Regions from separate parts of the Homo sapiens genome. Here region 2 is linked to region 1. Evidence: chromatin loops called from intact Hi-C (ENCODE). Cell type or tissue: B cell. All regions are shown on one strand. Each heading gives the region's core, and the rest is flanking DNA. Links, peaks and the distances in the headings are about the cores only.

Evidence for each region. Hi-C counts contacts between places; a loop is a spot of excess contacts. Peaks named below come from ENCODE experiments on the same cell type or tissue, not always from the same donor. Only the 100,000 strongest peaks of a DNase experiment are listed, where the experiment ranks them.
Region 2: it touches region 1 in a loop (15-fold over the local background); 11 of 110 quality-filtered maps call a loop at or near these places.

The regions. Positions count from the first base shown.
Region 1 is chr12:75,500,501-75,510,801 of GRCh38, reverse strand. It overlaps KRR1 (KRR1 small subunit processome component), which reads left to right. Exons shown (of 10, transcript NM_007043.7): 2 at 2,356-2,528; 3 at 3,886-4,020; 4 at 4,193-4,318; 5 at 4,403-4,486; 6 at 5,548-5,604; 7 at 6,728-6,898; 8 at 8,802-8,879; 9 at 8,986-9,079. GLIPR1 (GLI pathogenesis related 1) reads right to left here. Exons shown (of 6, transcript NM_006851.3): 6 at 6,939-10,301. Among named protein-coding and RNA genes, the nearest start is that of KRR1, 6.0 kb to the left of the region's middle. In B cell, for the core only: CTCF peaks have their summits at 4,649 and 4,849 (motif pointing right); a DNase peak (open chromatin) is centred at 4,861; H3K27ac peaks cover 563 bases.
Region 2 is chr12:75,433,287-75,443,587 of GRCh38, reverse strand. No RefSeq gene overlaps it. Among named protein-coding and RNA genes, the nearest start is that of GLIPR1, 42 kb to the left of the region's middle. In B cell, for the core only: a CTCF peak has its summit at 5,827 (motif pointing left); a DNase peak (open chromatin) is centred at 5,797.

The sequences.
Region 1 (10,301 bases), core at 3,416-5,915:
TGCTCATTAAATGATTATGTAACGTACATAGCAGGGGATACAACTTATATAGAGTTTAATAAAACCATGCGGGAAACTAGCATTCAGACTAAGTAAAATAGAGCATTACCATACCCCTCAAACCCTTACGTGCACCTCTCAGATCATATTCTCTTTTCCTGTATCAGACGTAACCACCCTGAATTGTGTTGCATTCTGTTCCTCTTCTTGTAGTCATGAAGTGGCTTAATTTAGCCTGTTTTTTAATTTTATATACATGAAAGTGGACCGTATGCATTTTTCTGTGTCTTCTTAGATTTAGCTTTTTGTTTTTCAAACAGGGTGATACTTGCGGGTGTAGTTTTAGTCTTTTCACTGTTATGTGGTGTTTCCTTGTATGAATATACCCCAATTTATTTTTTCATTTTACTATCGGTGGACATTTGGATTGTTCCCAATTGCTTGCAATTATAAACAATACTGCTAAAACATCTTTGTACATGTCTTCTGGTTAACATGTTCAAGGGTTTCTCTAGGTTGTGAACATAGGATTGGAATCACTGAAGTGTAGGGTGTGTGTAAGTAATGCTAACTTTTTTCCAAAGTGCTAGTGTCAGTTTTGTTCCCACTAGGAGTGGACGAAAGTTGTCATTGCCTTACATTAGTATGAATACATGTTATCTGAATTTTGAATTTCTGTCATTTTGGTAGTTATGAAATGGTATTTGGTTGCAGTTTTAGTTTGCATTTTCTGATCACCTATGAGGTTGCATATCTTTTCACATGTTTTGAGGCTTCCTTAATTGTGAAACTCCTGAGTATTTCTTTTGTCAGTTTTTTTCCTGAGGTTGTAGTGGGGATTTTAAAAAAAATTATCCATAGCCTTTGAAGTGTTTAAATTGGATAGGGACTTCGTCAGGTAAACATTGTAAGTAACTAGTTGCAGTGACTCACACCTGTAATCCCAGCACTTTGGCAAGCTGAGGAGGGGGGATTGCTTGAGCCCAGGAGACCAGTCTGGTCAACATGGCAAAACCCTTTCGCTACAAAAAAAAAAAAAAAATTAGCCGGACATGATGGCACATGCCTGTAGTACCAGCTACTTGTGAGGCTGAGGCAAGAGAATAGATCGCTTGAGTCCAGGAGGTCCAGGCTGCAGTGAGCTGGGATGGAGCCATTGCACTCCAGCCTGGGTGACAGAGCGAGGCCCTGTCTTTAAAAAAAAAAAAAAAAAAAGAAATGTGTATAGTATATAAGTAATCACTTTTGTGGAATTCGTGTTCTTTAAAGGACATTGGAGAATCCTTTATATGAAGACTAGCCAATTGTCTGTGATTTGAACCAGAAATAGCAACGTGGATGTGAGTATAAGCAGAAAGTTTACCTGTCTGAGGCTGCTAACATAGGGTAATGACGTGTTTTTCAAACTTTACCGTGCTTAAGAGTCTCCTGTTGAGCATGGTAAAACACAGATTCTTGTCCCTCGTCGAAGAGATTCTCATTCAGTAGGTCTGTAGTGGGGCCCAATAATTGCATTTCTGACAGACTTACAGTTTGTGCTGATACTGCAAGTCTATGGATCATACCTTTGAGTATAACTGAATTAGAGTATAGCTATTGAAATTAAGGAGTTCTTCAAATTCAAGATCAAGAGTTTTTTAAATAAATGATTCAGAAGATAATTTACGGCCCTTAGGAGGCATTTTCTTGTAGTGAAAGGAGTCCCAGGCTGAGTGAGCTTTGTGTTCCCTTAGGCAAGTCACTTAACCTTTTTAGACCATCTTCTATAAAATGAGAATAATAATACAGATTCTACCTTTTATAGTTACGATGAAAGGCGTATGGAAATAAGGCACTCAAAATGCTTAGGAAAATCTAGAATTACCAGTGATTATTAACTGAAAGATAAACTAGAATTCTCTTTCAGAAGTTTTACACAAACACATACATCCAGATTCCATACACTCCAGGAAAGTCAGAAAGGTTAATTGTATTTAAAATACTAACCAAAATGGCATTCAAATCTTCAATTTTATGATAGTGTAGTGCAGTACATGTTTCTGGAGTACTCACTATCTGCCTGGCATATGCCAACTAGTGTGAAGAGGGTTTCTGCTCTTAAGGAACTTTGTCATATGAGGCAACTGAAATGTGTACAGATAATTTTAATACAGAGAATTGATGATAATGACAGAGGAACGTTCTTTGACTCTTGAATAATATAAAAAGCAGGGGAAAAGGAAATGCAAGGAGTATTGGAAGGTTTGTGAATATGTGCATAGGATGTTCATAAAGTGTCCAAAAGACAGTTAAAATGTGATGTGTATGTCCAAAAGACAGTTAAAATGTGATGTGTAAATTTTTTCCTTTCTGTAGATGAATCAGAACTCCTTACGGTTCCTGATGGTTGGAAGGAACCAGCTTTTTCCAAAGAGGACAATCCCAGAGGACTTTTGGAGGAGAGCAGTTTCGCAACTTTGTTCCCAAAATACAGGGAAGCTTACTTGAAAGAGTGTTGGCCATTGGTGCAGAAAGCCTTAAATGAACATGTATGTGTATCTTATATCAATACATTTATTTGAGACTTTGCTCTTGCTTATGCCTTTAAATGTATGTATGCTAATGCTTTTTTTTTTTTTTTAATGGTGCTAACATAGCTGGTTACTTTGGTTCCTTTGGTATTCTAAACTATTTAAGTAAGTTTTCTTCTTACCTAATGTTCATTTGTTTTAATTTTATGAGTAATAAATTACTTTGAAAAATTTACATACCTTTAATATTTTAGGAGCTTCACAACTGTCTGAAATTCACCTGTGAAGTCCCAATTTCAGTATGCCTGCTCCAGGCCATGATAGTTGTCATGTATCTGTCCCAGTCTGAGCTGAGTCATGTTTCTAATTGATTACCTTTCATCTTAAATGGAAGATGTGGATGTGTCCAACTTTTCCTTGTTTATTGCTGATGCTATGCCCCTAGATAACTGCATTTTTTTTTTCAAACTGGGGATTGAAACCCATTAGTGTATTGAGAAGTCAATTTAATGGCTATAATGAGCCTTTAGAAAATGACATATCACATGGTAAAAGTATCTTTTTTTGATATTGGCTTTGTTTGTGTGTGTGTGTATATGTATTAGGTTGTGATATAAAATGTGTTTCTAACTGTGGGACTGCTCTGGAGTTGGTTGTGCCATTGTGGGTGAAGGTGGCTCAGCAAGCTGCAGGTTGTGTTTTGTAGCTGCATCTGGGATTGAGCTCATTTTTTTTTTGTAAACTCATAGAGACTCAACCATATGTTGAATTGTTCAGCACTTAACTATGTTGAAATATTCTTGAGATTATGCTCACAAGTGAGAAAATAGCATTTTAATTCGCTTTGTTGAAATCTGTTTTTTCCTGTTGAAAGTTAATGCTTAAGTTTTCTAATCATTGCTTTTTTCTGAAACTATGATAATTTGCTTTTACTTTGTATTTAGTCCCCTAATTAGCTCGAAAAAAGTTTGAAAGGGAAAGTCAATTCTTACCCAATGGAGCAGATGGTAGACTGGAGCTGGGTCCAGAATAGGGAAGCTGTACAGCTTTACATTTTTACCTTAGTCAGATTTTAAGTATGACCTCATTTGTTTGATTTATAATTTTTAAATTAGAGGCAATCTATATTCCAGTGGGTACAAAGTATTCTAAAACCAAGGGTAAATGGTTTCAATTGCTCCAGTTTCTTATAGTCTGTAAAGTGTGAAAGTAATTGAGTATTCATTATTTATACTTAACTACCTAGCTTCTTCAGGGAAGTAATTGATAGGAATTGAGAGGTGACAGAAATTAATAGGTTGGTTAGGAGAGGCTTTATAATTATCTAAAAAAACTCATTTTTAGACAACTGCTTGTTTGCTCTTTCCTTCTGTAGCATGTTAATGCAACCCTGGACCTGATCGAAGGCAGCATGACTGTTTGTACTACAAAGAAGACTTTTGATCCATATATCATCATTAGGGCCAGAGATCTGATAAAACTGTTAGCAAGGAGTGTTTCATTTGAACAGGTAAATCTAGAATTACAGAGACTTTGCTTTGTTTGCATCAGTGTTAACCTATAACATCCCACCATCAAGTTTTCATATTTGTGCTTAGGTAACAATAGCGTGGGCCTGGAAAATGAATGTAATTGTAAAAAATGTTGATAATGTCTTCTTTTTTTTTTTTTTTTTGCAAAAGGCAGTACGAATTCTTCAGGATGATGTTGCATGTGACATCATTAAAATAGGTTCTTTAGTAAGGAATAAAGAGAGATTTGTAAAACGAAGACAACGGCTTATTGGTCCCAAAGGATCTACATTGAAGGTATTTTTTAATTAGTGGAAAACTTGAGTCTCTTCCTTAATACTTTTTCAGAGTAATGAATTTTAACTTGATCTCTTGATACAGGCATTGGAACTCTTAACTAATTGTTACATTATGGTTCAGGGAAACACAGTTTCAGCCATTGGACCTTTTAGTGGCTTAAAAGAGGTGAGAACTATGTATTATCTTCGATTCATTTTCAGCAGAGAACAAATAATTTGGTTATAATATAGTTTATTGGATAATGCTTTATAATTTTATTTCTTTAGAATGTGCTTTGATTTCCCATTAGTAAATACTTTTTATGTCATATAATTCAAGGGAATCATCATATCTGGACCCTAACATGTTTTGGCCAACCTTGGCAACTATGGAGACATCCATTTCTGAATTAGATGGTCTGCACACTATTACTCCTCCCACTATAAAATTTAAATGAGCATTAAGATCTTCAGTCTGTAGCATGTATGAACATGGTATAGTTACATATGTCCAAATGACGGGAAAATTGAGCAAAAATCCAGTTATTTGCAGTAGTGTATACAGCCAGTAGAGGTCACACTCTGAAAACTTTTCTTCAAGATGTAGTTTCTTTTGTTTGAATTTTAGTATAATGTTTAATAACTTTTCATGAACATTTTCTTTAACTTCTCAAATTACATGTGGTGAGGAAATCTGTGGAGCAAATGCTGTTTCTGTTAACTCCTTTTGGTACTATTACTGTCTGGATCTGGCTTGTGAGGTTGTGCTTCCTTTCCAGGGCCTTTAATAGTAATCCTATTGGCCTTTTTTGTCATAAATTGTCTGCTCTTTTCTCATGGAGCAATAATTAAGTATATTGAATACAATTCTTACAAGAGAGTCTTGAGGTATATGGTTTTATCTTATATTACAAATGAGAAAGCTGGAACAGGAAAGTGATTTTCCTGTATGCAGTGGCAGTCCTTGTATTCCAGCCCTCTTCCTCCTAAATCACATTGCTTTAGAGTGTTGTATTAGTTCTCTGTGCTACATTTTAGCAGTAATTGAGAAACTGTATTGTATTCAAGGGAGATTGACTGCCTTTATGAAAGATGGAGAAGCCACTCAGAGCAGTTGAAGGAACTACTTAATTATTTAATTACATTATTTAATTTGGTACCCATTACCTGATTTTTGCAGTATTAATCCTCTTCTCCATAGCTCATTAAAATCCTTGTGACTAATTCATTTTTCTTTGCAAATTTCAGGTTAGAAAAGTAGTCCTTGATACTATGAAGAATATTCATCCAATTTATAACATTAAAGTGAGTGGTAATTATATATAACTGTACCAGTGATTATCATACTTCTTTTAGCTACAGAAACCTTTCTTGAAATTAAATGTTTTATGAAATTCTAATGCACAAACAGATAAAGCAGAGCTATTTTGGGTAAATTAGGGGTAGACTTCAGCCTACTTAATTCTACCCCAGTTTTGTAGGTACTTCTTAGAAGCTCTCTGTGGAGCACAGTGTGAAAACTACTGAAGGGGATACTGTAATATGTTATATAGTTGTAATCAATGAAAGTAAGCTTCACAGAATCTGTTGTAGATCATATCAATCCAGTTTTCTTAGATTATGAACCCATGTATTTAAGGATATGATCTTTCGGAAATCTGCCTTTTTCTATTAAAATCTGGAACATCTCATGTTGCGTTAAAACCTTTTTATGAATTTAACACTCAAATTGTAGCTCCTTTGAGAGAGAACTGTTATATCCCTGTGTGCACAAAGTTTGATTATTCTTGGAAATGTAACCATGGTATATAGAACTATTTTATGATGGGTTTGTTGAGCAATCCACTTAAATTTGATGAACTTAAGTTATAAAGTCACTGTTAGATTGGGGGAAAGTGATTTTGAGTTACATTGGGATATTGGGATATTGCAGACAAAAACAAAACTATGTGTCTGATCCCTGGTTTGCATCCTCTGATGTTCCATGGTCTGAAATTTAAATGGAATAGGGAAATGTGAAAATACTGGTTTTCTGTAATCGTGAGAAAGTTTACTTTTGTCTTTTTCTGTGATATTTCAGTTGCTACTGAAAACTTCCTGCTTGCAGGGAACATCAGCTAATTAAGAGCCCTCCCTGCTTTTATAAGTGGCATTTTAAATGTTTTAATGAAATAATGGTTGAAAATTCAGTTTTATTTTTGTCTCATTTTAACAATTCTGCATTTTGTAATTAAATTTCTAATGGTTTTCTAATAATTATACATGTTTGTGATAACCTACCTTTTTGCTTATGTAATTGGTTTAATTTCACCAAAGAAACTAGGAACTGTTTCTTTTATTATTTATAGAAGCAATATTTATAATGTCTGAGTCTGACAAATGTGTGACTTTGGAAAGTAAAAATTTTTACTTTGTTGCATGACTAAAGAGCTTAATGATTAAGAGAGAGTTGGCAAAAGATTCTGAATTACGATCACAAAGTTGGGAGAGATTTTTGCCACAGTTCAAACACAAAAATGTGAATAAACGCAAGGAACCAAAGAAAAAAACTGTTAAGAAAGAATATACGCCATTCCCACCACCACAACCAGAAAGTCAGGTTAGTACTAAATGTAGAACTTCATATGAAGGAGAATCTATTTTAATGTATTTGGTCAGAAACTTTATTGAAAGTATTTCAGGTGGGATATGTGTATATATATATATTGTGTGTGTGTGTGCAGAGCTATAAGAAACTGAGGGTAAATATAAATAGGCATATTTTGAGCTGAGTGCATGGGGGTGTGCAGTGGGGCGTTCACATTGATTATAAACTGCATCCAGGAGGTTTGTGACCCTGTAGCCACTGTAAATGTTCCATGGATAAAAGTTCGTTTAGTCTGCAATACTCTTTTCTCTGATTTGGCAACATTATTGTGACTGTGTGCTCTATGGTTGTTCTTGTTCTGAAATCTTAAATTGTAAATTGTAACACCCACCGTTTTTCTAAGTTATGATTCCTTTTGTCAGGTGTCTTCTGCTTCATTTCCTTTCCCACCATGACCAGTTTCCATTTTGTTCTTGCACATCATTGTTTTGATTCATGCCCCTTTTTACTTCTGTCCCACCTTCTCAGCAAAGCTCTAAAACTTGGATCAGTCTAAAAACTTGACTTCTTCCTTGCAACGTGGCTACCAAATTAAGTTAGAGAAAGTTTTATCTTTGGATTAATTTCATTCAAAATTCATGTTTCCTCTTAATTCTCTCAGTGCCCTCCCATGTTTAGCATATGACATTGCATTTTATTGAAATATTTGAGACCACCAGATAAGAACCCCTTTCTGTTTCCTCTTCTCTCACGTATGGGTTTTCTTCCACCTGCATCAGCCTCTTCTATGTGTTCTTTGAATTCCATCTTCACCTGTCTCCTGGGGGTTCTTGCTTCATTATTCCCTTCCTTGGCTATATCCTAAAGCCTTCCCTTTCTACTTCTGCTCAGCATGTGAACTCATTGCTTTCTACATCTCTTTTTTCCACAACCATGGTTGGAGTCTTTCAGGGAAGATTTGTGATTGACGGGGAAAATGATGATCATAGTGAAAAAACAATGGAAGTTTTGGATCATGGAGGAAATTGATAGTAGTTAGGGGGAAAGTGGAGTGATGCAGTCATTAAACCATGCTTCCATAACACCTGCCTTATTTCTTATGGCCCTTTCTTGTAGTAATTGACTTATCTTTCTTCTGTAGCTGTGTAAGCTTCTTGAAACAGTGATGTCTCGATTGACTTGTTCTTAACACTTAATTCATTATGTGACTGGGCGAGTTATTTATCCCATCCATACTTAAGTTTCCCCATACCTAAAGTGGGAGTAATGGTAATACCTATCTTAAAGAATTGTTAGTGAGGATTAAATGAGTAATTATAAAGAGCTTAGAACAGTGCCTTAGATATAATAATGCTATGTAAGTGGGAGACAGGTCAGTTATACACATTTTACATGTTGGCTGTATATTGAATGAACAAGCTGTTGCTTTTGCTAATTAGTCACCAATTCCTGATAGTTCTGGCTTTTATTCTGCATGCCACTACCTTTATTCCAGGCTCTCATCTATTCTTCATTCCTCTCCATTAAAATTATTCTTTGGTCTTTACAGTCTTCTCAGAAACCTACAGTCATTTCTAAATCTTATCCCTCCTACTTTGTCTGCCATTGAAGCTTCTTCAAATTTTCCCCAAAACTCTCTCTCCAGTTTCTTCTCACACTTTTCTGAATCAGTGACCTTCCATGCCATATCCCTGAACTACTCTGGGTTGTATTCCATGGAGGTGCTTTCCTACCTCCACACTTTTGTGTATGTATTCCCCTCAGCTTAGACTCTGTTTCCTTTATGTCACTACCATTTTTATTAATAAATCAGTTTGACCCCATTGTTTTTACCCTAAGGATATTGTGACTTGCTTAGGACATGACTTCTCCTCTACATTATTTCTGATGTAATTGTAAATACCGTTTTCAACAGATCGATAAAGAATTGGCTAGTGGTGAATACTTTTTGAAGGCAAATCAGAAGAAGCGGCAGAAAATGGAAGCAATAAAGGTACGGCACTTTATGTCTGGCTCACATGAATAGCAAAGTTCATAGATACTTGAATTATTTAACTATAAATACATTTAACTGATATATTTTTTATTTATTAATGTAGGCTAAACAAGCAGAAGCCATCAGTAAGAGACAAGAGGAAAGAAACAAAGCATTTATTCCACCTAAGGAAAAACCAATTGTGAAACCTAAGGAAGGTAATGCTTTCTATGATGTAAAAGTCTTTATTAATTAGGAAAAGTAAACCCATAATAAATTTGTCTGAATCTTTTTAAGAAACAGTTGTATCTTTTCATCAGTTCTCTTAGCATTTCATTAATTACTAATCCTAAGGACAAGGGATGGCTGAGATAATTTATAATTTAGAGGCAGCTAATGCCTATTTCAGTGCAAACTGGATTGACAGTCCTCTCCTGACCTCTGGTCTGTGCTTGGAAAAGACTCTTTGTTGTGAAAGATACAAACCCAGGGCAGCCAGTGCATCTTCTGTAGAAATGCAAGAAGATCCCTGAGCTCTGCTGTCATGCCTCTCAAAGAGGAATTATCAGAAGTTGTACTTTTTCTTCTCTTTATGTGATCTTGGCTTAGAGTTTGGCTTCTATATCGGTAACATGGATTTCTCATCACCTTAGACTAAAGGATGCTGACAGGTCTTATTCAGGAGCTATTAGTGCGAAAGTGATTGTGGTTTTTAAATGGCAGAAATCACTTTCGCACTAACCTAGTATTTAAAAGACACTAAGAGAAAACATTGTCATGCCATTTCTTCTGATGCATCCTCTTCTGCATTTTTTTCCCCTGTGGTAACACTTATCCTCTTCCTAAAGTAACCCTCCAAAGTGAACAGTGACACACTGAAGGGAGAGGGCTCACCAGCAATATTGTACATAGACTGGGTCAGAAACAGATATAATACATTATTATTTTAATATATTGCTTGTTAATAGCTTTAAAAATACTACATTCTATGGTAGATTATTGGTTATATAAAAGGTAGAAATGTCATAAGTATTATAATTTCCAGTCTGTAAAACCTGTCAGTTGAGTGCTTTGAAGGTACTCAATATACTCAATAGCTAGTTACCCTAATTTAGTTTCTCCACACGGTGGAGGCTTTAACACTCTGTGCTTCTCAGGTTGCTGGGTAGTTTGATGTTTTATCTTATGATTCTTTTATGCTGTGATCCTGTACTTTGAATGGTAAGAAAAAGTTGCATTCTTTTTCACTGCTTCCTTTCTCTATTTTGTTCACACTTTTGGCATTGATTAGATAGTTGGCTTCTATTAGGGGGACTTCCACACACTCTCAAATTATTGTCTTTATTACCAAAATGTTGTTAAATATACCAAAATCTTGTTAAAATACTATTAATTAGTCATTCATTGAATTAATATTCAATGAATTAATCTAACATTAAA
Region 2 (10,301 bases), core at 4,671-7,170, 68 kb after region 1:
CACTTCTCATGGCTGGTTTTAGTAGTGGAGCGTCTGAACTAGTGGCCCAAGGAAGTAAGTCTTAGTAAGTTTAGTAGTGGTCCAAGGAGGTAAGTCTCTTGGACCACTATCTCTTGCGCTTCTGACGTTATCTTGACATTGCCTTCTGAACTAGCACACCTTCTTTTTAGTATTGGAGAATCTGAACTAGCACAGCTGGTTTTAGCAGTGGTTCAAGGAAGTAAGTCGTAAAAAATCATGATCCCTTGCTTAATTACTGGATTTCAGACAGTTTTCAGACCTGGAACCTACAGACTAAAGAGGTGGCTGAATTCCTTGGAAAAACGCCACTGGTACGTACTTTAAAGATTCCTTAGTAACCCCCTTCTGTATGTACTCTAAAGATTTGTCTAGTCTTTCCCAAAGGGATCCATGGACATTTATGTGGTGAATAAGTACTTGAAAAGGAGAATATACACACAGTTGGGAGACTATTGGACACAGGATCTGGGTTGACATTGATATGCAGAGAGCCAAAGTATCACCATGGGCCCTGTTACATGGAGGTGAATGGGGCAAGGTAAAATATTACTAGCTAAAGTTTATCTTGCAGTGGGTCCATTTGGTTTGCAGATTTACTGCATGGTCATTTCTCTGGCTCTCCAATTTACTATTGGATAGTCTTCGACATTGGGTCCTTGGCTGTGGAGGAAGACACAGCCTCTGACATTACCAAGCTTAAAGACAGAAAATAAAAAACAATATTGTTTCCTGAAGATATGACAGAGATTTGTTCCCCTTTAAAGATCTAAAATCGGAGGAATGGTAGTCCCTATCATATATATTTTGGAGACAGAGTGTATTAGTCTGTTTTCACACTGCTGATAAAGATGTACCCTCCAAATCTCATGTCCTCGCATTTCAAAACCATTCATGCCTTCCCAACAGTCCCCCAAAGTCTTAACTCGTTTAAGCATTAACTCAAAAGTCCACAGTCCAAAGTCTCATCTGAGACAAGGCAAGTCTCTTCCTTCTGTGAGCCTGTAAAATCAAAAGCAAGCTAGTTACTTCCTAGATACAATGGGGGTACAGGTATTGGGTAAATACAGCCATTCCAAATGGGAGGAATTGGGTGTAACAAAGGGGTTACAGGGCCCATGCAAGTCTGAAATCCAGCAGGGCAGTCAAATTTTAAAGCTCCAAAATGATCTCCTTTGACTTTATGTTTCACATCCAGGTTACCCTGATGCAAGAGGTAGGTTCCCATGGTCTTGGGCAGCTGTGCCCCTGTGGCTTTGCGGGGTACAGCCTCTCTCCCAGCTGCTTTCATGGGCTGGCATTAAGTATCTGTGGCTTTTCCAGGTGCATGGTGCAAGCTGTTGGTAGATCTACCATTCTGGGGTCTGGAGGACAGTGGTCCTTTTCTCACAGCTCCACTAGGTGGTTCCTCAGTAGGGACTCTGTGTGGGGTCTCTGATGCCACATTTTCTTCCTCACTGCCCTAGCAGAGGTTCTCAATGAGGGCCCCGCCCTTGCAGCAATCTTTTGCCTGGGCATCCAGTTATTTCCATACATCTTCTGAAATCTAGGCTGAAGTTCCCAAACCTCAATTCTTGACTTCTGTGTACCCACAGGCTCAACACTACATGGAAGCTGCCAAGGCTTGAGGCTTCTACCCTCTGAAGCAACAGCCCCAGCTGTACCTTGGCCCCTTTCAGCCACGGCTGGAGCAGCTGGGACACAGGGTACCAAGTTCCTAGACTGCACACAGCACGGGGACCCTGGGCCCAGCCCACAAAACCACTTTTTCCTACTGGCCTGTGATGGGAGGGGCTTCCACAAAGGTCTCTGACATGGCCTGGAGATATTTTCCCCATTGTTTTGGAGATTAACATTAGAATTCTTGCTACTTATGCAAATTTCTGCAGCCAGCTTCAATTTCTCCCCAGAAGAAATTAGTCAGGCTGCAAATTTTCCAAACTTTTATGCTCTGCCTCCCTTATAAAACTGAATGCCTTTAACAGCACCCAAGTCACCTCTTGCTTTGCTGCTTAGAAATTTCTCCCACCAAATACCCTAAATCATATTTCTCAAGTTCAAACTTCCACAAATCTTTAGAGCAGGGGCAAAATGCCGCCAGTCTCTTTGCTAAAACATAACAAGAGTCACCTTTACTCCAGTTCCCAACAAGTTCCTCATCTCCATCTGAGACCACATCAGCCTGGACCTTATTGTCCATATTGCTATCAGCATTTTGGTCAAAGCCATTCACCAAATCTCTAACTTTCCCACATTTTTCTGTCTTCTTCTGAGCCCTCCAAACTGTTCCAACCTCTGCCTGTTACCCAGTTCCAAAGTAGCTTCCACATTTTTGGGTATCTTTTTAGCAATGCCCCACTCTACTGGTACCAATTTACTGAATTAGTCTTTTTCATGCTGCTGATAAAAACACACCTGAGACTGGGAAGAAAAAGAGGTTTAATTGGACTTATACCTCCACATGGCTGGGGAGGCCTCAGAATCATGGCGAGAGGCAAATGCACTTCTTACATGGTGGTAGCAAGAGAAAATGAAAAAGAAGCAAAAGGAGAAACTCCTGAAAAACCCATCAGATCTCGTGAGGCTTATTCTCTATCACAAGAATAGCATGGGAAAGACTGGCCTCCATTATTCAATTACCTCCCCCTGGGTCCCTCCCAGAACACATGGGGATTCTGGGAGATACAATTCAAATTGAGATTTGGGCGGGGACACAGCCAAACTATATCACAGAGTCTCACTCTGTTGCTCAGGCTGGAGTGAAGTGGCGCAATCTCAGCTCACTGCAACCTCCACCTCCCAGATTCAAGTGATTCTCGTACCTCAGTCTCCTGAGTACCTGGTATTACAGGCATGCACCACCACACCTGGCTAATTTTTTGTATTTTTAGTAGAGGTGGGGTCTCACCATGTTGCCCAGGTCGGTCCCAAACTCCTGTGCTCAGGCAATCCACTTACCTCAGCCTCCCAAAGTGCTAGGATTATAAGCATGAACCACAATACCTGGCCTATCCTATGTATTTTTAATGGACCAGTCTGGTCCCTGCTGAAAATAGATGGATCTTGGAGGAAACCTGTGGACTACCACAAGGTCAACCAAGTAATAGAACCAGTCATAGCTGCCATGCTGAATGTTGTATTATTGCTTGAGCAGATTAATAAGGCCTCAGATATATAGTATGCAGCATTAGTTTGGCAAATGTGTTTTTTTAATCCTAATCAATCAAGAGAATCAGAAATAGTTTGCACTCACATGGAAAGAATAAAATTTTGCCCTAGAGCTATGTTAACAGTTCTACCCACTGACAGAAAATATTTAGAAGAGATCTGGACTGTCTGGAATCCTGTACAATTTCAAATTGATTTATTATATTAATGGCATCATGCTGATCTGGCAGGATGAGCAAGAAGTGACTAGCATACTAGAGGTCTTGGTAAGGCATATGCACTCCAGAGGAATCTGTCACTTCAATAAGAACTTTAGAAATTCAGGGGTCAGGAAGATGCTGATGCACAAATTGCTGCATTTGTATTCTCTATTACAAAGACAGAAGCATAGAAACTGATAGGATACCAAGTGACCATGTGTCCAGAACCATCCATCATGATTTGTGTTTTGTCAGATTGAATCATAAAGTTAGGCAGTTCCAGTTACAACATATCTATAAGATGTAAATGGTACATTTAAGATTGTATCTAAGTAGAAACAGAGGGCATAAGTAAACTACGTAAGCAGACAAGCTAGAGCTCCATATCACCCACCACAGTTGTACCAGTAATCTTCTTTCAGCTCTCACTTAGCACCATATGAGAGATGGGTTCCTGTCCCACTAGATAAAGGAAATGAAAAAAAGTTCATTCTTGGTTTATCAGTTGGTTGGCTTGACAGGTGGGTACAAGCTGAAAATGGACAATGGCTACATTACAGCCATACTCAGGGGCGGCGGCCTTGAAAGACAGTGGTGAGAGAACATTTTCAAGGTGGAACTTTGGGTGTACCTGGCCATTCACTTTGTATGAAAGCAGAAGTGGCCTGAGGTGAAAATAAGTGTGAACTGTGGCAAATGCCTGGCCAGAGTTCAGGGGTTTAGAAATAAAAGAATTGGAAGATCAGAAATAAGAGGGTCTGGGCCAATGACATATGAGTGGAGATATGGGAGTGGGAATGGTGTGTGAAAAGTTTCTATAGATTAATGCCTATCAGAGCCACTGAATAATCAATAGACAAAATGACTCAACCAGTTGACATTAGTCAGCCTTGGTCCTTTTTCTACCCAGAATAAGTATTACAGGCAAATGGAATGCATGAATGCAACACATAAGTCTGTTTGTATGAACTCCCACTTATTGAGGCTGATCCAAATACCTCTGTATGTATGACCTATCAACAATGTAGATGAGTCCCCACCATGCTACTATTTGAAAAGACCAACTGGCATTTTGTAATAAATTGACTATATTAGTCCCCTTCCATCGTGGAAAAGTCAATAGTTCTTTCTCGTTGAAACAGATACCTGTTCTGACACCCATTCTGGATATGAATTTGACTTTCCAGCCCTCAGAGTCTTAGCCAACACCACAATTTGGGGATTTACTGAGTTCCTGATTCACAGGCATAGAATCCCACAGAAGCAAGCATCCAATCAGAGGTATCACTTTGCAGTAAAGGAGTTTCAGGAGGGGTGTCCTGACTGTGGAACCCACTGGTTGTATTATACATCACACTATGTAGAAATTGCTGGCCGATAAACCATTAGGATAGTCTTTTGAAGGTGCAGCTAAAGTTCCAGCATAGAGGCAGTACAGTTGGCCCTCCATATCTGCAGGTGCTGTGTCTGTGGATACAGCCAACTGCAGATCAAAAATCCCACCCTCACCCACACCAAAGGGAGAGAGTGCCAAAGCACCCTTTGGGACAAAGGAAACCAGACTGTGCACTCTCATCTGCCTGAGAGCTCCCTGCTTGTGAGAAGACGATGATTGTGCCCCTCCCAGCGGAGAAATGGGTGTGGTGTTGGGCTCTGTAGGGGAGGAGGGTGGTTCCACCACAGCAGCCAGGCAGTACCAGTGCCTGGAACGGATGTGGAAATAAGGTCTCCTCCACCCCTCATCTACTGCTGTGGATGTCCCTGCTGGGAATTGACACAGTAGCAGCTGTCCCTGCTGGGAATTGGCACAACAGCACCTGGGGAGAACATTTCTAGGGCTATTGAGGGTTAATTCACCCCCACAGATGGTGTGCCTACTGGCCTAAGCTTGCACAAAGGGTGGGGCCCATCCCAATGTGGAGCATTCGCATTCCTATGGCAGAGTGCAAGTGAGTTGCAGAGCTGTCTGTTAAGGTTTGAGGGAAGAGGTTCTGCCCCAAGGCCATTTCAGGAGTAGCCATGGAATGGGAATGTTTCTTGACCTCAGCTGAATTGTGGGCTGAGGATAAGGACAATATCTATTTGAACCAAATAACAAAAGCCCCTGGACAGGTGTGTGATAGGGAAGCAGACTGTCTTCTTGTTTAGTGCAGCCTCCTTTATCCCCCCATAGTGGAGACCTCAGGACCCTGAGCCCCTCTCTGCCCCCCTGCCCCATCAGGGTGGGTGCTTCCACTAGTAACTGGGGTATTCAAAGACGAGTTTGGAAGTCCAGCTCTGCCCAAATTTGTCCCTTGCTCTGGGCTGAGTGAGGAACTCAGGGCATTGAGTAGTCCACAGACCAGCCAACTGCCTGTGACAACAGAAATCCCCTCCCAGTGAACAAAGAAAAAGAACATAGGCATCAACCTCTGTGGTAGCCAGCTTTTACCCATAAGCACCACCTACTGGACTGGAAATTGAAGTGCCCAACCAAATATAAAACCTGCTGACTGAAGAGCACAGTGCTAGGGAATGAGATAAGCTTCCTGAGGCCTCTGCACTCTCAGCCCGGCAGAAGGTAGTGAGCCTGCTTATATACCCAATACATTGCTACTACAATCAGCATTTAAGAAAGCCACCACACAAAAGCTATCTATAACTAAGGAACTCATACAGAACCTTGGCTCACTGAAAGCACCCAGAATCAAAGCCAAATGATTATACACAATATACATTACTACAGTCACACCCTCGAGGGAAAAAAAGTGTCATTCAAAAGAAAGTAAATTCAAAAATAAAAAATGATAGCTTCCTCAGATGAGAAGGAATCAGCGTAAGAATTCCAACAGTATAAAAAACCAGTGTTTCAACACTCCCAAAGGATCATACTAGCTCTCTAGCAATGGATCTTAATCAAAATGAAAATTCTAAAATGACAGATAAAGAATTTAAAATATGTATTGTAAGGAAGCTCAATGAGGTCCAAGATAAAGTTGAAAACCAACACGAAATCAGAAAAAAACTCAGAATATGAATAAACAATTACTAAAGAAATACATATTAAAAAGCAAACTGAACTTCTGGAAATAAAAAAAATTATTGAAGGAGTTACAAAATACAACTGAAAGCTTTAACAATAGACTGGAACAAGCATAAGAAAGACTTTTAGAGCTCGAAGACCAATCCTTTGATTTAACCTAGGCAGACAAAAATTTAAAAAATAAAATAAAATAAATAAACAAAGCCTTCAAGAAATATGGGATTATGTAAAGTGACCAAACCTATGAGTTATAGGCAATCTTAAGCAAGAAGAAGAAGAAGTAAAAAGCTTGGAAAACCTATCCAAGGGAACAATTTGGGAAACCGTCCCTAGTCTTGCTAGAGAATTAGGCATTCAGATACAAGAAGCAAAGAGAATCCCTAGAAGATACTCTACAAGATATACCTCATCAAGGTATATAGTCTTCAGACTATTCAAGTCAATGTGAAGGAAAAAATCCTAAAAGCAGCAGGAGAGAAACATATAATAACTTATAAAGGAAATCCCATCAGACTAACAGCAGACTTCTCAGCATAAACCTTACAAGTCAGAGGACATTGGGGTTCCATTTTTAATCTTCTTAAAGAAAGGAACTGCCAGCCAAGAATTCTGTATCCTCCTAAGCCAAGTTTCATAAATGAAGGATAAATGAAGTAGTTCTCAGACATGCAAATGCTAAGGGAATTTGTTAACACTAGCCTGGCCCTAAAAGAAATTCTCACAGAAATTCTAAACATAGAAACAAAAGGATAATATTTGCCATTATAAAAGAACACAAAAGAAAACTCATGGGTCTTATAAAGCAATTATAAGACTAGAAAGCAACTAGGTAACAATTAACATTATGACAAGAATAAAACCTCACATATCAATATTAATCTTGAATGTCAATGAACTGAATGCTCCACTTTAAAAATTTAGACTGGTGAATTGAATAAAAAGACAAATTCAACCATATGCTGCTTACAAGAATGCCACCTAATGAGTAAAGACTCAAAGTACAGGGGTGAGAAAAATATCCCATGCAAATGGAAACCAAAAGTGAGCAGGAGTAGCTATACTTATATCAGATAAAATAGACTTTAAATCAACAACAGTAAAAAAAAAAAAAAAAAAAAAAAGACAAAGAAGATCATTATATAATGATAAAGGGATCAATTCAATAAGGAGATATAACAACCTTAAGTATATATGTACCCCAAACTGGAGCACCCAGATTCATAAAACTAATATTCCTAGATGTAAGAAAAGAGATCAACAGCAATAAAATAATAGTGGTGAGGCCGGGTGCGGTGGCTCACGCCTGTAATCCCAGCACTTTGGGAGGCCGAGGCAGGCGGATCACGAGGTCAGGAGATCGAGACCATCCTGGCTAACATGGTGAAACTCTGTCTCTACTAAAAATGCAAAAAATTAGCCGGACATGGTGGTGGGCACCTGTAGTCCCAGCTACTCGGGAGGCTGAGGCAGGAGAATCGCATGAACCCGGGAGGCGGAGCTTGCAGTGAGCTGAGATAGCGCCACTGCACTCCAGCCTGAGCGAAAGAGCAAGACTCCGCCTCAAAAAAAAAAAAAAAATAATAGTGTTGGGCTTCAATACCTGACTGACAATACTAGACAGATTATGGAGGCAGAAAATCAACAAAGAAAGTCTAGACTGAAATGACTCTAAACCAACTAGACCTAATAGACATTTACAGAACAGTGCACAATAACTGCAGAATATATATTTCTCTCATCAGTACATAGAACATTCTCTAAAATAGACCATATACTTGGCCATAAAGCAAGTCTTAATACATTTAAAAAAATCAAAATCATATCAAGTATCTTCTTGGACCAGGGTGGAATAAAATTAGAAATCAATACCAAGAGGAAATCTCAAAACTATACAAATACATGGAAATTAAACAACTTGCTCCTGAATGATCTTTGGGTAAACAATGAAATTAAGGCAGAAATCAATAAAAAATTTTGAAACTAGATACACAACATACCAAAACCTCTGGGATACAGCAAAAGCAGTTCTAAGAGGAAAGTTTATAGTGTTAAATGCCTACATTAAAGAGATAGGAAGATCTCAAATTAACAATCTAACATTGTACCTAAAAAAAAAAAAAAAAAAAACCTAGAAAAACAAAAACAAACAAAACCTAAAGCTAGCAGAGAAAAGAAATAAAAGATCAAAGCAGAACTAAATGAGATGGAGACCAAAAAAATGATACAAAGGAGCAAAAAATGAAAAATTGGCTCTTTGAAAAGATAAAAAATATTGATAGACTGTTGGTTAGAATAACCATGAATAAAAGAGACAATTCAAATAAACGCAATCGGAAATAACAGGGACATTACATACCTGCCACTTGAGTTGATTTCATGACTTCGTCTTTGGAATAGTGCTGTGATAAACATATGGATGCAGGTGTCTTTTCAATACAATTATTTCTTTTCCTTTGGGTAGTGATATGATTTGGTTCTGTATCGCTACCCAAATCTCATCAGTAGCTCCCATAATTCCCATGAGTTGTGGGAGGGACGCAGTAGGAGATGATTGAATCATGGGGGTGGGTCTTTCCCATGCTGTTCTTGTGATAGTGAATGGGTCTTATGAGACCTGATGGTTTTTAAAATGGGAGTTTCTCTACATAAGCTCTCTCTCTGCCTGCTGCCATCCATGCAAGATGTGACTTGCTCCTCCTTGCCTTCTGCCATGATTGTGAGGCCCCTCCAGCCAGGTGGAACTGTAAGTCCAATAAATCTCTTTCTTTTGTAAAATGCCCAGTCTTGGGTAGGTCTTTATCAGTGGCGTGAAAATGGATTAATACAGTAAATTAGTACCAGTTAGAATGAGTCATTGCTGAAAAGATACCTGAAAATGTGGAAGTGACTTTGGAACCGGGTAACAGGCAGAGGTTGGAACCATTTGGAAGGCTCAGAAGAAGACAGGAAGATGTGGGAAAGTTTGGAACTTCCTAGAGACTTCTTGAATGGCTTTGACCAAAATGCTGATAGTGATATGAACAATAAGGTCCAGGCTGAGGTGGTCTCAGATGGGGTTGAAGAACTTGTTGGGAACTGGAGTAAAGGTGACTCTTGCTATGTTTTATCTAAGAGACTGGTGGCATTTTGCCCCTGCCCTAGAGATTTGTGGAACTTTGAACTTGAGAGAGATCATTTAGGACATCTGGATGTTGGGAATGAAGTTTTTGGTGTCGAAAAAAAAAAAAAAAAAGAATGCAGGAACAAACAATCTCTCAGCCAGGTGAGCTTTACTTTCTGCAGAAAGGGTGCTACTCAGTAGCCATCCAGCCACGAGAGCACACCAAACAAAGGAGACAGAGTAATTTATAACCTGACATGTCTACCCTACTGCTGTGTCCAGTTTTCATTGGCTGGAATAGGACCTCACATTTTACACTTTACCTGATTGGTTATTAGTTTAAAACTTTCTTAATTAGGTAAGGGGAATAGAACAAAGAAAGAAAAGGAAGTTGCCCAGGGATACTTAAGGAAGCATCTCCAAATAAGGAGTGGCATGCACTATGGGCTGGGGCTTGTCTACTTCTGTCCAGGCATGCCGGAGCAAGCTAGGACAGCTGATTTGGAATATATATATATAATCCATTATATATATATATAAAATCCATTATATATATATATATATAAATAATCCACTATATATATATAATCCACTATATATATATATATAATCCACTATATATATATAGCAATCTTATAGTAAGAAATTGTGACTTTTTATAATCTTTGAAAAAGAACTCCCATTTCTCACATGGAGGAAGAAATTTCTAAGCAGTAAAGCTTTCAAGAGGTGACTTGGGTTGTTTTATGAAAGAAACAGAGCATAAAAGTTTGGAAAATTTGCAGCCTGTCAA